Regions from separate parts of the Homo sapiens genome. Here region 1 is linked to region 2. A link is a loop called in an ENCODE intact Hi-C map of the cell type or tissue named here. Cell type or tissue: Caco-2. All regions are shown on one strand. Links, peaks and the distances in the headings refer to the core of each region. The heading gives the core; the rest is flanking DNA.

Region 1 (4,403 bases), core at 204-4,203, 58 kb before region 2:
ATTCATTAATGCATATGTTCATTGTAGCACTATTCCAATAGCAAATAAATAGAATCAACCTAAATATCCATTAATGATAGACTGGATAAAGAAAATGTGGTACATATACACCATGGAATACTATGCAGCCATAAAAAAGAACAAGATCATGTTCTTTGCAGGAACATGGATGGAACTGGAAGCCATAATCCTCAGCAAACCAATACAGGAACAGAAAACCAAACACCACATATTCTCACTTATAAGCAGGAGCTGAACAATGTGAACATATAAATACAGGGAGGGGAACAACACACACTGGGGCTTATTGGGGGGTGGGGTGAGAGAGAGCATCAGGAAAAAATAGCTAATGCATGCTGGGCTTAATACCTAGGTGATGGGTTGAGGGGTACAGCAAATCACCATGGCACATGTTTACTTATGTAACAAACCTGCACACCCTGGAACTTAAAATTAAATTAAAATTAAAAAAGAATGAGATCATGCCCTTTTCAGGGACATGGATGGAGCTGGAGGCCATTAGCCTTAGAAAATTAACACAAGAACAGAAAACCAAATATCGCATGTTCTCACTCATAAGTGGGAGATAAATGATGAGAACACACAGACACGAAGAGGGGCACAACACACACTCAGGCCTTTTTGCACGGATGGAGCTAGCGTGGAGGAAGGGATCAGGAAAATAACTAATGGGTGCTACTAGGGTTAATATCTGGGTTATGAAATAATCTGTACAACAAACCCCATAACACAAGTTTACCTATGTAAAAAACTTGCACTTGTACCCCTGAACTTAAAATAAAAGTTAAAAAGAACCACATTTTCTTTTTAAAAAGAGGCTATTTAGGAAAACATGGTAACTGTAGTCATATGTTTGAGGAGCTAAAGCCCACTGCAAATAGGAAAAATATTTGAAAAATAAGACAATTCTGTTTCTCATGTGTCCAAAATCAACACATATTTTTATATAAGGAGAACTCAAGTGATACAACCAGGAATAATGAGTAAAAGAAAATGAAGAAATTGTTTATTTAAGTATTAACTAAATATTACAAATGCATTATATGTTTTAGATTAATGAAAAACTTTGTGACTTCATTGAAATATTCATCAAACAATCCTGTAAGATAGTTATTTTTATCTATAGTTTTAGTTGAGGAGACTTCATTTCAGGCTGAAGAAAACAAATTGCCCAAGGCCAAAGAGCAAAAATGGAACACAGGGACCTATTCTCAGGTCTCACGACTCCCAGACTTTCCTTTCTAATATTTTTCTAATATTCTAAGCTCATGTTCAGAATCTGGGTGAGGCAGTTTTTTGTTTTGTTTTGTTTTGTTTTTGTTTTTGTTTGGAGACGGAGTCTTGCTCTGTCACCCAGGCTGGAGTGCAGTGGCGTGATCTCAGCTCACTGCAAGCTCCACCTACCCGCTTCATGCCATTCTCCTGCCTCAGCCTCCCCAGCAGCTGGGACTACAGGCGCCCACCACCACACCTGGCTAATTTTTTGTATTTTTAGTAGAGACGGGGTTTCACCGTGTTGGCCAGGATGGTCTCGATCTCCTGACCTCGTGATCTGTCTGCCTCGGCCTCCCAAAATGCTGGGATTACAGGCGTGAGCCACCGCACCTGGCCAAGGCAGTTTTTATACTGCTGTACTAGCACTTACTAGAAAGATTACCTTGAATGAGCTCCAACATCTCTGACCTCAGTATGATCACCTCATAATATGGGAAATTCTACTACCTACTCTATACGATTATTTTTGGTACTAATTGGCTTAAGGTATAAAAATGTTTACAATATCAGTCCAAATAAACTTCAAATGTTAGCTAGTACTGTCATCGTTAATATTTCCTAACAATAAATGGCTTTAGTGCTGCACTGAGAAATGTTAAAACAATTGATTCTAGTGCTGCACTGAGAAATGTTAAAACAATTGACTCTCCAGGGAAGAGAAGAAGCCCCAATTTACTCATTTCAATTATCTAAATGTTCCCTCCACCCCTCCTTCTCTCTATACAGGCACCACTTTAAAGCTGCCAAAGTGGCATTACTGAATGTAGAGTTGGGAAGACAGCCACAAAATCTGTGTGAGCTGGTTTCAGCATACCACTTCCTACTATCATAATTTAAGTAAGGAAATTTCTTTGTTGTAAAATATTTCGTGATAATTTACTTAATATGAGATTTGGATGTAGGCAGGAAACAAAGTAATGAAAGTGATCATGCAAAGGCTTCATAAGAGAAAAATTGGCAAATTTGCTTTTGTTTCTCAACGGGAATGTGAGATGAGAAGAAAGTAATAAAGAGGAGGGAGGGAGAATCAGGAGAAGAACCGTTGATGTGCCAGTGGCTGGAAGACAAGGACATACCCTGAGAGTAAATATTTGGTTAGGAAAGAACTTTTATAGGCAGGATTGTCTAATGTAATCTGAACTTGTTTTTGTAAATGATTTTGTGTGAAATATTTAAACTCTTTTTAGCTCACTCCAGTTAACATGATGATTTACAATTCTCTGAATTGTTTGCTCTGTACCTTGGGACACATAGAATAAAGCTTTCCTGAGACTCCCAAATGTAGGCTGTAATTTGCTGTAGATGCTGGTGATTGTAAATTTTTTACAGTGATAATTTTAAAACCATATTTTTACAACTATTCAAAAATTTACAATTGTTTGCATTATATTTAACATTATTTGTATGACTTCTATTGCAGACTTTGTGTTATTTTAGTGGCTTACCAATTCACTGGTAGAATTCCACCAGCAGAGAGCAGTCAGTGCTCTGGCAGCTTCCTTTCAATCTTCCAATTTGGTCTTTTTATTATTTAGGCTGGATGCATTTGTTACCAGCAAAACCCTTTGCTTGAATTTTTTACAACTTTTTCCTTTCTGTTCCATTTAATTTGCATCTCTATTTTATTACAATTTGTCTTAAAAAGGAAGATATATGTCTGTATACTAAAAAGAAACCTGCACCCCATCTATTGCAGCACTATTTACCATAGCAAAGATACAGAACCTATTTACATGCCCAGTGGACTAATGAATAAAGAAAATGGGGCGTATATGCACAGTGGAATACTATTTGGTCCTAAAAAGAATGAAATCATGTCATTTTCAGCAACATGTATAAAAGTGGGGGAATTTATGTTAAGCCAAGCACAGAAAGACAAATATTGCATGTTCTGACTCATATGTGGGAGCTAAAAATTTGATCTCATGGAGGTAGAGAGTAGAATGATAGATACAAGATGCTAGAAAGGCTGTGTATTGGGAGAAGAGGGATGAAGAAGTGTTAGTTAATGGGTACAAACACACAGTTATATAAAAGGAATCAGTTCTAATGTTTTATAGTGGAAAGGATGACTATAGTTAACAACAATATATTGGATATTCCAAAATAGCTAGAAGTGAGGACTTGAAATGCTCCCAATATGTAAAGATTTTAAATAATTAAAGTGATGGATACCATAAATGTAGTTATTACACATTCTATGAATGTAGCAATATAGCAATGTATCACATGTGCCCCATATATGTGTAGAAATATTAGATATCATAAAATAAAATAGAAAGCAATAATATTATTTTCAAAAATAAAAATACATATCTAATTGTTATTCTTTGAATTAACAATATTTGAATACGAGGTATCCCTACATAAAACATAATCTTATAAATGTTCATGTTTTTATGTTTTTTTCTGTATTATTTTATTTTCTAGCTTTTTATGTCAATCAATTTAGCTTATTTGGATAAAACAAAATATGTATTTTTAAAATTAAATTATTGTTGAATGTAATTTTTGAAGAGACTTCTGCTTTCAACAGAAGTACAGCTAACGTAACCTCAAAAAATCAATTTTACGGAATAATTTTGACACGATTTTACTAAATATTGAACTGTTTTTTATATTATCATGATTTTTATCCATCCTAAAAAATTGTGTCACATGCCCAAGGAACTACTCCTCAGAATTCATATGAGTAAGACCTCCACCTTTGAAGTTTAGATTTCATCCCCATGGGGCCTGCATCCCTCAGCTCAGTTGGCCATTACAAAATATCAAAGACTCAGTGGCTTAACTGACTTGTATTTGCTCACAGTTATGGAAGCTGGAATCCAAGATCAAGGTTATGGCAGGGTTGGTTTCTGGTGGGTCCTCTCCTCCTGGCTTGCAGGTGGCCACCTTCTACTGTGTCCTCACATGGTCTTTTCTCTGTGTGCATATACTTTTTATGTCTCTTTTTTTCCTTATAAGGACACAGTCCTATTGAATTTAAGCCTCACCCTTATGACCTCATTTAATCTTAATTATCTCCTTAAAGGTTGTATCTCCAAACACAGTTACAATAGAGTGTTGGGATTCAACCCATAAATTTTGGAAGGTCACAATTCAGT
Region 2 (4,403 bases), core at 275-4,274:
AAGCACCCATTAGGGAAAAGGTGCAACCCTTCAGTGACTACATGAGTATTTGGTCCCAATATGCAATGGGTCATTTAAAATGCGATCCATCAATGCAGGCTTAGTGCTCAAAACCACCCTACAATTTGATCCCCACACCCTCTTCAGAGGTTACAACATTGAGCAAACTCTCCATGCAAAGATTGCCAAGTAGATTTCACCACAATGCTGCAAGTGACCAGAGGCTACACATTTTTTGTTTTTTTGTAGACACATTTATGGGATGGGTGGAGGTGTAACCTAACCAAACAGAGAGGGCCTCCAAAGGAGCCTGCACGTACCCCAAAGAAATAATTTCCAGTTATGGTCTCCCTTTGACAATTCAGTGTGAGACAATGGAGTGGCATTCATCTCTCCGGTAGTACAGTGAGTGTCTCAAATCTTAGACATTGAATGGAAACTTCAAGCAATGTAGTAATCATAATCCACAGGAAAGTCTGAAAAAAATTAATCATACTATAAAAAGAAAAATTGCTAAAATTAGTCAGGAAACTAATCTACGTTGAGACAAAGTATTGCCCTCTGCCCTTTTGAGAATTTGACTTGCTCCCTAAAGCAGGCTCCAGTGGAGCCCTTTTGAAATTATGTATGGGAGACCCTTCCTGGCCATTCTTGGGTTACAATCAGGAGATTAAATCTTAGAAAAAGAAGGAGGCATTATTCTTTATTTAAAATTATTTAATGAAATACCAACCTTTGTTCATGAGTTTGCTTCTATCAGGTTAGCCTTTCCCATGGGCATCCACTTAATCCCTTCCAGGATGAAGACCAAGTCCTATTTAAGACAAGGAGGGAACTGGACCAGATCATCAACTAGCCCCTCAATGGTTAAGACCCTATGAGGTCCTTCTGACTACTCATTCATGTGTAAAGTTGGCCAGAGTTAAACCATGGATACATTCTACATGGATAAAAATTGCCCCTCCTCAGACTGGTCTGTCACATAATGGACCTGAATGAACCTGTGAAACAACTGAAAACCTGAAGCTGCTTTTTAAGAAAATCTACACAGATAAGTAAAACCTTTTGTCATTTAATCATGAGATTCTGGCTAATCCCCACAGTAATATATGGGGTTAGGCTGTTTGCTGAAACTAATCATTTCCTACCATGGGCGCATTATGCAGATAGCTGAAAACAGGAAACTTATTGGGTTTGGGGCTGTTCCAGTCTCTAGCATTTCTGGATTACCTTAGTGGGTCTCACCCCTACAAGGTAATAATGGATTACAAACCTTTATGAAAAACTATTCACAAGAAAATCAGACCCCTGGGATCCTAACAAAAGGAAATGGAAGGTGATGGCTTGGCATTAATGTAACCCTTCACCATGCATGTCACAGAAAACCTTGTATATACATCAGAGAATTCAACAAATTCTGAGTGTGGTATTTCTCTCCTGATGGAGTTTCCCTCAGTAGAACTCATAATTTTGTCTATTAACAGCTGCTATACTGAGGAAGGCTTTTATCAAATTTGGGATGATTATATTTGGATGACCCCCACTACCAGCCACTTACATCAAATTGCTCTCTTATGCTGGAAACCAAAAGTTATTCTTTTGATTATTGGCCAAATATTACTAAGAATGTGGGCTGGATGCCTCCACACTGGTGTGAAGATACTCCAGTGCTTCAATAAACCCACTGGTTCACTACTGATTGGACACAGAGGCTGTGTGGGACTAATGATTGGAACTCACTACTGAGTGGTGATTGGAAATCACTACTGATTGGAACTCATTGGCTATGTGGGACTAATCGTTGGCCCTGGCTGCCCATTGCATGGATAGAATGGTGCATGTTGGGTTTCCCATTGGTCCAGAACCATTTGACCAAAACCACTGGACAAACTGCAAATTTCTCTAATGTGTTGTACCAATGGAACAGACCAGTTTTCCACTGATAAGACCATGTCCTATCTAATTTTAATCCCCAAGTTACTTTAGAAAATATTATCTGGCATGTCAAGACCCTCACAAACTATAACCAACAAGTGCTAAAGGATGAATTCAAAGACATCTTTTTAGTGACTCTGAAATGACCACAAGGAGAAAAGCAGCCTTGCAGAATTTCATGGCCCTTGAAGTTCTCATGCTGCACAAGGGGGAACTTGTACCATAAACAAAACCAAATGCTATGTGTACATTCCAGACAATTCAGGAAACATCACCCTGACCCTTCAAGATATGCACAAAAATTTAATGCTATGTCCAACCCCACAATGTCACTAAACCAATAGTTATCTTTGTGGTTTAGATTAGAACCCTCTTAGTGGAAAACAATATTAATAATTCTAGCTGTGAGTATAGGAATAGAAATATTTTGTTGTTGTGGATTATATTGCTATTGTATTACATGTATGATATTGCAAGATTGCCTCTCTCAGAGGCTCCCGACAACCTGTTTAGTGATGTTGCAACAAATTGCCTCTGTACAACCTGGGACTCTTGAGTATTTCCAACTGCTGGTAACTAAGTTCCTTTCCTTGGCCCCATAGCAACACCCCTTTCGGAGGAAGTAGTTAGAATGAGTCAACACCCCAACTCTTCAGTACTGAGGCATGAAACAGTGACAGTGGGGATGTTGTAACTGAGCCTATATGATAAAAATCCTAAGATGTTTGTTTTACTTATCTTCCTCTTTCTTTGTCTTTTTCTTTCTCCATGTATGATAACTTGTACTTAAGTCATTTCAGTAGAGGTGGTCACCAACTCACTAATAACTGATTAACTTCATATCCTGACTCCTGGTGGCTGCCAATAAGATTAATGAACCTTTTTTTTCATTCAAAGAACAATAATCCTTATATCATGCAGACCTCCTTGATGTTGTCCAGAAGTTTGATCAGCCAAGGGAGGTAAGCAGCTTTGATCATTGAGGTCTCACCTCCTACATACCTACTGTATTCATAAATGTTCAAAGGCAGTAATGTTCAAAGGCAGGTCAGATTAAATATTTTGCCTGTCCTGTCTTGAGGATTTGGCCAAATTGTATAAACCTTTCTCTGCTCCTAAGCACTAATGTGTCAGTATTTGGCTTAGGATGCATGCAGTACTTGAAACTTGCTTTTGGTGTTCTACGGCAACAGTGCTTCCTCAGGAAACTTCAGCGTTTTATTCCTCAAAATCTCTCTTCCTACAAGGATTGAAAGAGAAAGTGTCAGTTTATTATTATATTTTCTTATTCCATGCTCCTCTGAAGAGTCTTCCCAACGTCCTATCTCTTAGCCTTGAAGAGCTTGCAATCTCATTGGAGATAAATTACAGAAAATAAGCAATCAGAATAAATACTTTTAAATTACAGGCTATGATGACTTTAAATTTAAGGGATATTAAGAGAAGAAAAAGATATAGACCAGGAATAAATAACATTTAGATGCTCAAGTCTGTATTTGTTTGAACACTTTCCTCTGGGGTCTGTGAGAGTTAAGGAGAGGACATAGAGCTTCATCAGATAGAAGAGATTCATTCTCATTATGTTGAAGGGTTTTCTATCTTGCCTAACCTTGTGAAGGTTTTGTTTGGCTGCTCTGGAGCACCTTAGCACATTTGTAAAAGCACTTTGGCAAGCACACTTGTCTTCATCAACAAAGGCAGTGACAGTCAAATGCTTTGTCTCCCAGTCTGTCATCTCCCTTTCTGCTTTTCCTGCACCATATCATATAGAGTTGTTGCTCAGGAACTTCCAGGCAGCCCAGTGTATCAGGCTGACTCAAACCTGTTTTAACAACTCTTAATAATGGTGACTGCCAAAATGAGAGTTGGGTGTGACTCAGTCATAAAGGAAATAAAATATTTCACCCCAAAATTTACTTCTTTGGCATATTTTGAGATGACTGTTCAGAGAGACCATAAACAGTAATACCCCTGCAAAGCTGCCTTTTGTCTGGGAGATTTGAATCTATAGAAAATTTGCATTGATGCAAGCCGGCTTTCTCTGAGGTCTTTCCTTGTCCAGGTCTAGGGAAGATTAACTGAGAGTCTGACCCCCTTAAAGCTCTAAAGAAACATTTTCCATCTATCTTCTCTGAGGGCTGCTACCTATGAGATTTCTTTTACATAACAAGATCACCTTTGCTAGCCAGGACTCCTCTTCTCTCTCTCTTATAACCTGTCTTACCACTATAACCTGATTTACCACTATAACCTGTTTTTGCTTATACTCTGATCCCCTATTCTTTCTGTAACTTCAAGATGGCATCTAAACTATTTTTTTTTGCCTGTTCAGCTGTGCTTTTATATCTATATACATATATACAGATATATATTTATAAATATATCTATATAGACATCCATCTTATATATGCTTTTATATAGAAGCTTATATATAAATGTTAATATATTTAGAAGCTTATATATAAATA

The links. Hi-C counts contacts between places; a loop is a spot of excess contacts. Peaks named below come from ENCODE experiments on the same cell type or tissue, not always from the same donor. Only the 100,000 strongest peaks of a DNase experiment are listed, where the experiment ranks them.
Region 1: it touches region 2 in a loop (4-fold over the local background); 2 of 110 quality-filtered maps call a loop at or near these places.

The regions. Positions count from the first base shown.
Region 1 is chr4:32,041,055-32,045,457 of GRCh38, reverse strand. The region is part of intron 1 of LINC02506 (long intergenic non-protein coding RNA 2506); the gene reads right to left. Among named protein-coding and RNA genes, the nearest start is that of LINC02506, 46 kb to the right of the region's middle. In Caco-2, for the core only: no CTCF peak of the experiment used is centred there; no DNase peak of the experiment used is centred there.
Region 2 is chr4:31,983,204-31,987,606 of GRCh38, reverse strand. LOC107986222 (a long non-coding RNA gene) reads left to right here. Exons shown (of 4, transcript XR_001741502.2): 4 at 800-3,114. Among named protein-coding and RNA genes, the nearest start is that of LINC02506, 12 kb to the left of the region's middle. In Caco-2, for the core only: no CTCF peak of the experiment used is centred there; a DNase peak (open chromatin) is centred at 2,546.